2 separate regions of the Homo sapiens genome follow, and region 2 is linked to region 1. Evidence: chromatin loops called from intact Hi-C (ENCODE). Cell type or tissue: tibial artery. All regions are shown on one strand. Links, peaks and the distances in the headings refer to the core of each region. The heading gives the core; the rest is flanking DNA. Region 1 has its middle 91 kb from the start of SLC4A7. Region 2 has its middle 40 kb from the start of SLC4A7.

What was found. Peaks named below come from ENCODE experiments on the same cell type or tissue, not always from the same donor. Only the 100,000 strongest peaks of a DNase experiment are listed, where the experiment ranks them.
Region 2: a loop joins it to region 1, with 2.1 times the contacts of the local background. A loop is called at or near these places in 4 of 110 quality-filtered maps.

The regions. Positions count from the first base shown.
Region 1 is chr3:27,572,314-27,577,693 of GRCh38, forward strand. No RefSeq gene overlaps it. Among named protein-coding and RNA genes, the nearest start is that of SLC4A7, 91 kb to the left of the region's middle. In tibial artery, for the core only: no CTCF peak of the experiment used is centred there; no DNase peak of the experiment used is centred there; H3K27ac peaks cover 2,148 bases.
Region 2 is chr3:27,521,383-27,526,762 of GRCh38, forward strand. No RefSeq gene overlaps it. Among named protein-coding and RNA genes, the nearest start is that of SLC4A7, 40 kb to the left of the region's middle. RefSeq lists an enhancer at 3,898-4,534. In tibial artery, for the core only: a CTCF peak has its summit at 2,733; no DNase peak of the experiment used is centred there; H3K27ac peaks cover 4,262 bases.

The sequences.
Region 1 (5,380 bases), core at 117-5,116:
GTCGCCCAGGCTGAAGCACAGTGGCACAATCTCGGCTCACTGCAATCTCTGCCTCCCAGGTTCAAGTAATTCTCTTGCCTCAGCCTCCCAAGTAGCTGGGACTACAGGTGTGTACCACCACGCCTGGCTAATTTTTGTATTTTTAGTAGAGACAGGGTTTCACTATATTGGCCAGGCTTGTCTTGAACTCCTGATAGGCCTGCCTTGGCCTCCCAAAGTGCTGGGATTACAGGCGTGAGCCATCGTGCCCGGCCAGGCCCTTATTTTAATCGGGTGAAAGAAAGCAAGAAATTCTTTCCAATAAGACTAGAAGTTGTAAGGGTGATGTGAGCCTGAATCTACCAGGAGCCACCACGAAGAGCCTAATAATGGAGCCATCAAAGAGGATAATTGAGATAAGGGGGAGAGAGGGTGAGCTCAGATGGCATCACTGGAGTTCCTAGATCCAGCTGTATCTATTTATCTCTGGACTTCTCTGTTACAGGATCAATAAGTCAAAATCAGTCTCTCTATCCACCCCACCATGTTCTTCCCCCTCTGCCTCTTTCTCTCTCTTCTCCTTCCTCCCTCTCTACCTCCTAAGCAAGTTTGAGCTGATTTATTATTTGCAATGGACCAACCAAAATAATTGTAACAAATTGGTACTCCTCTCCCCAAGCTCTTCCCACAACAGTGCACAGATTACATTTTGGTATAGACACCACACATACCCACATCCACGCAATCATTTATTTTTTTCAGACCCATTTGCTCTCACAAACTGATATGGTTTGGATGTTTGTCCCTTTCAAATCTCATGTTGGAATGTGATCCCTAATGTTGGAGGTGGGGCCTAGTGGGAGGTGTTTGGGTCATGGGTGGCAGAACCTTCATGAATGGCCTAGTGCCATCCTAGTAATAATGAGTGAATGGTTGTTCTATTAGTTCACGAGACAGCTGGTTGTTAGAAGGAGACCAGCACCTCCTTTCTTCTCTCTCTTTTGTTCCCTCTCTTGCCATGTGACACACCTGCTCCCTCTTTGCCTTCTGCCATGAGTAAAAGATTCCTGGAGGCTCACCAGAAGCAGATGCTGGTGCCATGTGTCTGTAGCCTGCAAAACTATGAGCCAGATAAACTTCTTTTCTTATAAATTTCCCAGTGTTGGGTATTCCTTTATAGCAATGCAAAATGGAATGACACACGCTTTGAGAGAAGCTGGGGCTGGGTCCGTATTAAGTTGTTATAATGTGTTGTTTTTTTTTTTTCTGAGACAGAGTCTCGCTCTGTCACCCACGCTGGAGTGCAGTGGCACGATCTTGGCTCACTGCAACCTCCGCCTCCCAGGTTCAAGCCATACTCCTGCCTCAGTCTCCCAAGTAGCTAGGATTACAGGCATGCGTCACCATGCCCAGCTAATTTTTGTATTTTTAGTGGAGATGGGGTTTCACTATGTTGGCCAGGCTGGTCTTGAACTCCTGACCTCATGATCCTCCCACCTCCGCCTCCCAAAGTACAGGATTACAGGCGAAAGCCACTATGCCCAGCCTATAGTCTTTTTTATAAGTGAAGAAACTGAGACTCAGAGAGGCTAAATGACTTATCTAAGATCATGCAGTGAGCCAGTGGATGGCAGACCTGGTAGAAGGACCCAGACACCGGGTCTTAGGCCAGTGTTCTTTCCACTGTATCTTGCTGGATTCCTGGGCTCATGACTCACCTTAATCAACAAGCTACATGATTCTCCAAAAAAGCTCATCTCTCTGGACTTTAATTCTCAACTACAAAATGAGGAAGTTGGCAACTATGATTCCAAAGGGCTCTTCCAAAACTTGTATTCAGGTGCTCCATGATATTGCTTCATAACTGTGCCTAGGACTGGCTAGGTTGACTCTAAGACCCTAATGAGAGAATGTCACATCAGTCAGCATGCACACACACACACACACACTCATGTACACACCTGTCATTAAAGTCTCTAGTGTTTTTGTGCTGAGAAGGAGCAAACATTGGTAACAACCCAAGAGTAATAAAATAATTGTGTAGATGCTCCGTACCCCATCTGTTCTATTCCTGTTTTTAAAACGAGTGCCATGTGCTTTAATCTTCTTGTCTTTTAGTCCCCAAACAAAATGAAATAAAGCAGTCTTTGCGTTGCTGCATTTCCAGTGACAATGAGACAACGGGCTCTGCACCAGTCCTGGGTCACTCACTGAGCTCTGCACTGGGGAGTGGGAAAGTGGAGGAGCTGAAAAGCCTGCCTCCTCCCATTCCTTAGGTGTGGAGACAAGGTTCAGACACAGCTCTGAGCCAAACATGTGTTCTCCCAGCTGGGGCCTATGGCTTCTCAAGATGTCAAACAGGGAAGTAGTATGTCCACACACTGATGTATTACTGATAATTCATTTATCTCTCTTCTTTTTTTTCGAGACGGAGTCTCGCTCTGTTGCCTAGGCTAGACCAGTGCAGTGGCACCATCTCAGCTCACTGCAACCGTCACCTCCCGGGTTCAAGCAATTTTCTGCCTCAGCCTCCTGAGTAGCTGGGATTACAAGCTCCCACCACCATGCCCAGCTAATTTTTGTATTTTTAGTAGAGATGGGGTTTCACCATCTTGGCCAGGCTGATCTTGAACTCTTGACCTTGTGATCCACCTTCCTCGGCCTCCCAAAGTGCTGGGATTACAGGTGTGAGCCACCACACCTGGCAATAATTTATTTATCTTATTATTTTATTTTTATTAGTACCAAAGACCAAGACTAGTGGTGTTTTGTTTTGTTTTGTTTTTTGTTTTCGAGATGGAGTCTCACTCTGTTGCCCAGGCTGAAGTGCAGTGGTATGATTTCAGCACGCTGTAACCTCCGTCTCCCAAGTTCAAGCAATACTCCTGCCTCAGCCTCCGGAGTAGCTGAGATTACAGGCTCCCACCACCACGCCCAGCTACTTTCTGTATTCTTAGCAGAGATGAGATTTCACCATGTTAGCTGTGCTGGTCTCAAACTCCTGACTTCAAGTGATCTGCCCGCCTTGGCCTCCCAAAGTGCTGGGATTACAGGAGTCAGCCCCTGCACCTGGCCCAAAACTAGTGTTAATGAGAATCTAAATCCCCATTAGACTACCTGCTTGTTGTGGGCACCTCCCTGGCCTTCATTTACTTTGCAGATTCTTTTAGTCACTCTTGGACTTTTCTTTTTCCTGCATACTGCTTTAAAAGATTTCTAAAAGGAATAGGAGCACAAAGGATATTGCCTTGCTATATTTTGTTGAACCCTAATTGTGTCGGAAAAAACTCAAACCATCTGTCTGCTGTTCTCACACCACAACAACAACGAACACAGAAGACTTCTGTGAGCAAATGTGTGGGAGTTTCTCCCCACACACCATGCAAGCAATCAGTTTTGCAGTGGATCCCAGCTGTATAGCATCAGAAACCACAGGATGAGGGTTCCATCTCACAAGTCTGCCCCCTCTCCTTCCCACCAGTCATGAATCTAGGCCCCTGGAACATCTGACCAACCAGCTTTAACTTGGGGTTTTCACAACCCCCGATTTGGGTTGGATTAATTTGTTAGAGCAGCCCACAGAACTAGGGAAATACTTATATTGACCAATTTAATGCAAAGGATATCTTAAAGGACACAAATAAACAGCCACATGAAGAGATACACAGGATGAGTTCTAGAAGAGTCCTTGAGTGCGGCAGTTTTGTCCCTGTGAAGTTGGGGACATTCTCTTGGCACATGGATGAGTTCTTGTGCACTTCCCTGAAAGCTGGGGGATGGAGCTGAAAGTCCCATCCCCTCTAACCCTGCCTTGTTCCTTCTGGTGACCAGGCCCCCATCCTGCAACTACCTAGGAACTGCCAGCCTTGAGTCAACTCAGTGTATGAAAGACACTTATCACTTTGAATATTCCAAGGATTTTAGGAGTTGTGTGCCAGCACACACGGTCAAAGACCAAATATATATTTCTCAGTATCATACAAATACAAATCCTTCCCAGTGAACTGCAATCAACTGGCTCGTGAGAATCAGGATCATTAGCAACCCAAGAATGTTTCTTGAGTTCCTGCACTCTCCTCATGCAGAGCTCCTGCCCAGTCATTGTTCTAGCTGCTTCATTGCTCCCTTCGTAAGGGAGACACTATGTCCTGACAAAGCATTACTTGCCCAAAGTAATGTCCTGTACTCTGTCTGTTCTTTAGAAAATTAGCATTACACTGTCACATGTTCACCTTTTACTATCCCAGATGTTATCTCTGAATTCAGGATTAGTTTTAGTTAATAGGACTTTAAAACTTTTGCTGGGGTGGGAGGGTAGGTGAGTATACTGGAGTGTAGAACCATATTCCAAAGCTCAACAAGACAACAGCAAAGCCTCACTCATTGTTTAATTTAGAATAAGGTGGGACATGGTCTTCTATGTGAAGGAAAAAAGGCACTTGGTATAATTCTGACTTTCCTAGGAGTCAGGGGTTTCCAGATTGGCCTCTCTCTTTTATTTTTTTGAGACAGGGTCTCACTCTGTTGTCCAGGCTGGAGTCCAGTAGCATAATCATGACGAACTGCAGGCTCTACCTTCTGGGCTCAGGTGATCCTCCCACCTCAGCCCCCCAAGTAGCTGGGGGACTATAGGTGCGTGCCACCAGGCCTGCTAATTTTTTTTTTTTTTTTTTTTTTTGGAGAGATGAGGTTTTACCATGTTGCCAGGCTGTTCTCAAACTCCTGAGCTCAAGTGATCCATCTGCCTTGGCCTCCCAAAGAGCTGTGATTACGGCATTAGCCACCGCCACCATGCCCAGACCAGATTGGCCTATTATTGATGTCCAAGCTCCTTCAGAGAGAACCTTAATGAGAGCTCCATACCTTGGGCAATATGTACATTTTAACACTTCAAGAAGGAAAAGTGATAAACTTCCCAGATAGATTTCCTGCTCCACAAACTGACAATAATGTCCCAGAGTTCATACGATGTAGCCATAAAACACTGGAGTGTTGTTTCTGTAAGAAGAACACCTCTGTCATGGCGTCCATCTGTAGAAACCCTGCCCTGTATCATAAGCCTGGATCCTCTGCTTAGATGCAGACAATCCCTTAATATGGACGTCAGATCCATTACTTAATTCTTGAACCACTGGGGAATTAAAGACCAAGAGTACTCATGAGGCCAGGCATGGTGGTCCTCACCTGTAATATTAACGCTTTGGGAGGCCAAGGCAGGAGGATTCCTTGAGCCCTGAAGTTCAAGACCAGCCTGGGCAACATAGGGACGCCTTGTCTTTACGAAATATAAAAATAACTTAGCCAATTGTCAGTGAGCCGTGATCATCAGATCACTTCCTTCCAAACTACGCAACAGAGCGAGACTGTTTTTCTTTTTTTAAAAAAAGAGTGCTCATGGAAC
Region 2 (5,380 bases), core at 304-5,303, 51 kb before region 1:
AGAGGGACTGCAAGTGAGGTAGCCAGTGATCACATATATATGATTTTATAGGCCTTTTAGATTTTAAGCCATTAGAAGGTTGTGAGCAAGGGAACGGCATTGTTACGTTTTACACTTTAAAAACATCACTCTGGGTTTTGTATAGAAGATAAACAGTAGGAGAGCATGCGTGGAAGTTGGGAGACCGATTTGGTTGACACAGCCTTAGTTGACCTCCAATGAGTCATGCCTTGTGTAATATTCTCCCTTAAGTGCTGACAGAACCTGTGACTTGCTTCCAATGAACAGAATATGGCAAAGATGATGGATGTCATTCTCATGAATATGTTACATTACATAAGACTTCATCTTAGCCGACCAGAGTGTGAGTGATTCTGCTGAAGAAGCAAACCACCATGGTGTGAACTGCTGTGGAGAGGGCCACTTGCAGGGAACTATGAGACACTTCTAGGACCTACAGATAGCTCCCAGCCAAGAGCCAGTGAGAAGCTGGGTCTCCAGTTACACAACCACAAAGAGTTGACTTTACCAACAATTTGAATGAGCTTGGAGTTAAATTCTTCCCTAGTCAATCCCTCAGATGAGAATATAGCAAGCCTACATCTTGATTACAGATTGTGGAGGCTGTAAGCTGAGTATCTGGTTAAGCCATTTTCAGACTCCTGACCCACGGGAACAGTGAGATAATAAATGTGTGTGGTTTTAAGCTATTAAGTGTGTGGCAATTTGTTACACAGCAACGGAGAACCAACACAACCAATTAGGATGTTTCTGTAGTAGTCAGGTGAGAATTGATGGTGACTTGAACCAGGCTAGTAGCCATGAAGATGGGGAGAAATGGTTGGATTTGGGATATGTTTTGAACACAGAGTTGATAGATTTGCCAAAAGCTTGGGTATGTTATATGTGAGAGAGAGAGGAGTCTGACTCCAAGATTGGCTCAATAAATACAAATACTCAGCTCATAAAATTCAATTAATTTATATTTTGCTCACCTTAGAAATCAGATCTGGGCCAGGCGCAGTGGCTCATGCCTATAACCCCGGCACTTTGGGAAGCTGAGGCGGGCGGATCACCTGAGGTCGAGAGTTCGAGACCAGCTTGACCAACATGGAGAAATCCCACGTCTACTGAAAATACAAAAATAGCCTGGTGTGGTGGTGCATGTCTGTAATCCCAGCTACTCGGGAGGCTGAAGCAGGAGAATCACTTGAACCCGGGAGGCAGAGGTTGCAGTGAGCCGAGATCGTGCCATTGCACTCCAGCCTGGGCAACAAGAGCAAAACTCCGTCTCAAAAGAAAAAAAAAAAGGAAATCAGATCTGGTTGAATCCTACTGATGTGCTATAGCACCTCTTCCAGGAATGCACTTGACCGCTTTCTAAACCAGGCTTGTTCTACTAACACTTCAAGTTTCAAATGAAATGATTTCCTTCTCTGAAAACTTTCCCATGCACGTTAGCTAGCTTAACTCTTTACTCCCTTTGCTCAAAAATTTCTTATAGCATTTGTCTCATTAATCATAATTTATATGCACTGTCTCCTATAGCTTTTTTTTTTTTTTTTTTTTGAATGGAGTCTCTTTCTGTCACCCGGGCTGGAGTGCAGTGGCGGAATCTTGGCTCACTGCAACCTCTGTCTCCCGGGTTCAAGCAATTCTCCTGCCTCAGCCTCCCAAGTAGCTGGGATTACAGGTGCCCACCACCACCCCCAGCTAATTTTTGCATTTTTAGTAGAGACACGGTTTCACCATGATGGCCAGGTCGAACTCTTGACCTCAGGTGATCTACTCACCTCCCAAAGTGCTGGGATTACAGGTATGAGCCACTGTGCCCAGCTGGGACATAGCTTTAAAAAAACAAAACAAAAAAAAAACTTTATATTCCCAGATCCTAGAACAGAGTCTGGGACATCTAGGAAATATCCAAATGTTTAATGACTGAATAATTGTAGTCATTCTGAAAACATTTGAAATCATCAGATTAACTGTATTTTACCTAATTCTGTCTTCTCATAGCAACATAGTTCATCTCACTATATGATTAACTAAAGCAGACAAGATATGTATGTATGCATATATTACCTGCATCATAAGTATAATGCAATATGCCCATTTGACAATGTTAACTCCATAAATAATAACACTCATAATTGACCCACTGTGCATATGTGTCTGTTTGTGTATGTGAGAGAAAGAGAATTCTATAAGCTACAAAAGTTTTTTATCCAGTTTGAGTTGCAGATCCAAGATTTATCCTCTTGATTTATTGCTTTCTAGCCTTGCAAAAGGACAAAAGTAAAGTTTTTGAAAAGACTTTGTGACAAATCTACTTCAACTACTCCAGAATGTGAAAAACGGATAAGATAGATGCTGGGTCACTTTAAAAAGGCAAAGGAATGTTCCAATATAAAAAATATGGTACTCGTGGGCTAGTTTGTTCAAACACACCGGAGTGACTTTCTAGGCTTCGATCCAATTGTATGATGCATTCAGAAACCCTGTGCCTACTCATAAAAATATCTCAGATGAAAGATTTTGAAATTTGTTTATGAGTTTAACTGAACTGAAAACTGCAATGTTGGCCATTTCTTTTTGTGACCAGAGGGAGGAACTTCTATTCAGTATTGAACCTAATACACCAATGGCTATATTTTCCCTAATTCCAGAAGACAGCACACACACACACACACACACACACACACACACACACACACTTCCTATAAGGACAAGTAACCTCAAAAGATTGGAGCAGTCTCTCTGAATCAGTTCAGGATTTGCCTTAAAGTGTTCATTTTCCTACTCATATCACTCTGGGACACCCAAACTTGCCAATAAATCTCAAATACGTAACTGCTGTCACTTGGGGAAACTTTTTGGCAACAAGACTTATGATCTGAAGCATGATGGAATTTCCGTCTCTCCAGTTAAAAATGATGCTCAAAGCAGCCCATTAATTTGGTTAGTTATTCACAGATTAGAAGCAAATCTGAAATGCCAAGCCCAGAAGAAAGCCAGGCCTAAAAACAACTGAAATGATTTTCCATGGACAAAATAAAAAAGCAGAACAAATCTAGGTTTTTCAAAAGGTTACTTAATCCAAACTTAGTTCTCAAACAAAGATGGAATAACAACTGATAATGACTGATATGCCTTTACCAGTATGAGTTCAAGCAATCCAAGGAACACTACCAGATGGCAAGTCTCAAAATTTGACCTGGTACCTTGTAAACATTCAAGGGATTCTCATTGCTGAAAATGGATAGCAATTAGCATCTACATTTTTATTTTTTTTTTTAAGAGACAGTTTAGCTCTGTCACCCAGGCTGGAGTACAGTGGTGGGATCATGGCTCACTCTAGCCTCCAACTCCTGGCCTCAAGTAATCCTCCTGTGTTGGCCTTCAAAAGTGCTGGGATTACAGCCATGAGCCACCATGCCCAGCCACAATCTACACGTTTATTACACTATATTCACTATATACTATATTCATTAAGCCCCTCATAACTCTATCAGTGACTCTGTTAATGGAGTCAACAGAATGATCAAAAATGCCATTTAGGTGGACACCCTGGTCGATGCCTCCAAGCTTGTCCCAGGCCCTTGTCCTGGCCCCGTGGCCTACAGGGTTTGCCCTGCTATGCATCCTCCAATGCTGGGCTTCGGATTGGCCACAGCTTGCGGATCCTGCCGTGCCAGCTTGTACCTCCACTCTCTCAATCAGATTCTGAAAGTTAAAAAGCACAGTGTCTATTTGACAAATTTGAGGAAATCGGGAACTTTGGGTGACCTAGGCTCTCTAAATGAGATGACCTATCAAATACCAGCAGAGGAAATGCTGGACTCCTAAGCAGAATTTTTTTGGAAGACCTTGCAGATGAGGCTTACCAATTTGAGCACTATGATGTCTCCTTTGGGAATGGTGTCTTAACAATTAAACTGAGTGAAGATCTAGGAACCTATATGACAAACAGCAGACCCCAAATAAGCAAATCTGGTTATCTTCCCCATATAGCATCTGAATAAGTTGCACTTTGTCTTCAAATCAAGTTAAAGTTTGACCTCTAGTTTGTTTTGAGCATCTCAGCTAACGAAGAACACATGATTGTGTCGGAGGCACAATGCAGCCTGTGCAGCATGAAAACCTGAGGCCATGCAAGGAAAGATGTCCCTCATTCCTCATCTGTCTGGCTGCCAATGAAGTAGTTGTAAGAAAGTAAAAGTGAACTGCCCACAGAAAGCTCTCAGACCTACCTCCCTGGGTTATTCATTTGCACTTCCAAAGAGAACATCATGTTGACTGTGAACTGGGGAAGGCCCATATACAGCCAGGCTGAATTCTTTGAAAACCTGGCTGGGCGCAATGGCTCACGCCTGTAATCCCAGCACTTTGGGAGGCCGAGGTGGGAGGATCATCTGAAGTCAGGAGTTTGAGACCAGCCTGGTCAACATGGTGAGACCCTGTTATCTACTATAAATACAAAAATTAGCCGGGTGTGGTGGTGGGTGCCTGTAATCCCAGCTACTCAGAAGGCTGAGGCAGGAGAATTGCTTGAACCCGGGAGATGAAGGTTGCAGTAAGCAGAGATTGCACCACTGCACTCCAGCCTGGGCGACAGAGCAAGACCTTGTCTCAAAAAAAAAAAAAAAAAAAAGAAAGAAAGAAAGAAAAAGAAAACCTAACGGTATTTGCATTTAAAAACAATTATAACCCTACTCCACTTCCAACATTGACATAATTTCATCATTTTAAGGCAGTTAATATTGTACCATTTATCATGCTGTGGTTTGTATTTCTTTGTTCAGAATGAAGTGCATGCCTCCTTCAAAACTGTAAAATAAAATATACATGCTAGTGAAATTAAACAAAATTAGCAGGTAAAGAAATATTTGCTCTATGGTTACAAAAGTCATATTTCAGAGCCAGAAAATACACATATTTTCTTTTAGAGAAAATCAGGTAATTTGCAAATCCAAATAAATAAATAAATAATAAAACCGGGCCGGGCATGATGGCTCACTCCTGTAATCCCAGGCACTTTGGGAGGCTGAGGCGGGCAGATCACTTGAGCTTGAGTTTGAGACCAGCCTGGCCAACATGGTGAAACCCCATCTCTACTAAAAATACAAAAATTAGCCGGGCATGGTGGCGGGCACCTGTAATTCCAGCTACTCAGAAGGCTGAGACAGGATAATCACTTGAACCTGGGAGGCAGAGGTTGCAGTGAGCTGAGATCCTGCCACTGCACTCCAGCCTGGGTGACAGAGCGAAACCCCATCTCAAAAAGAAAAATAAATAAATAAATAAACCAAACATTAGTAATGTAAATTAGTAACCCCACAGGTTTAAGCAAGAGAGCTATGCTAAATTTTACACAGCTGTT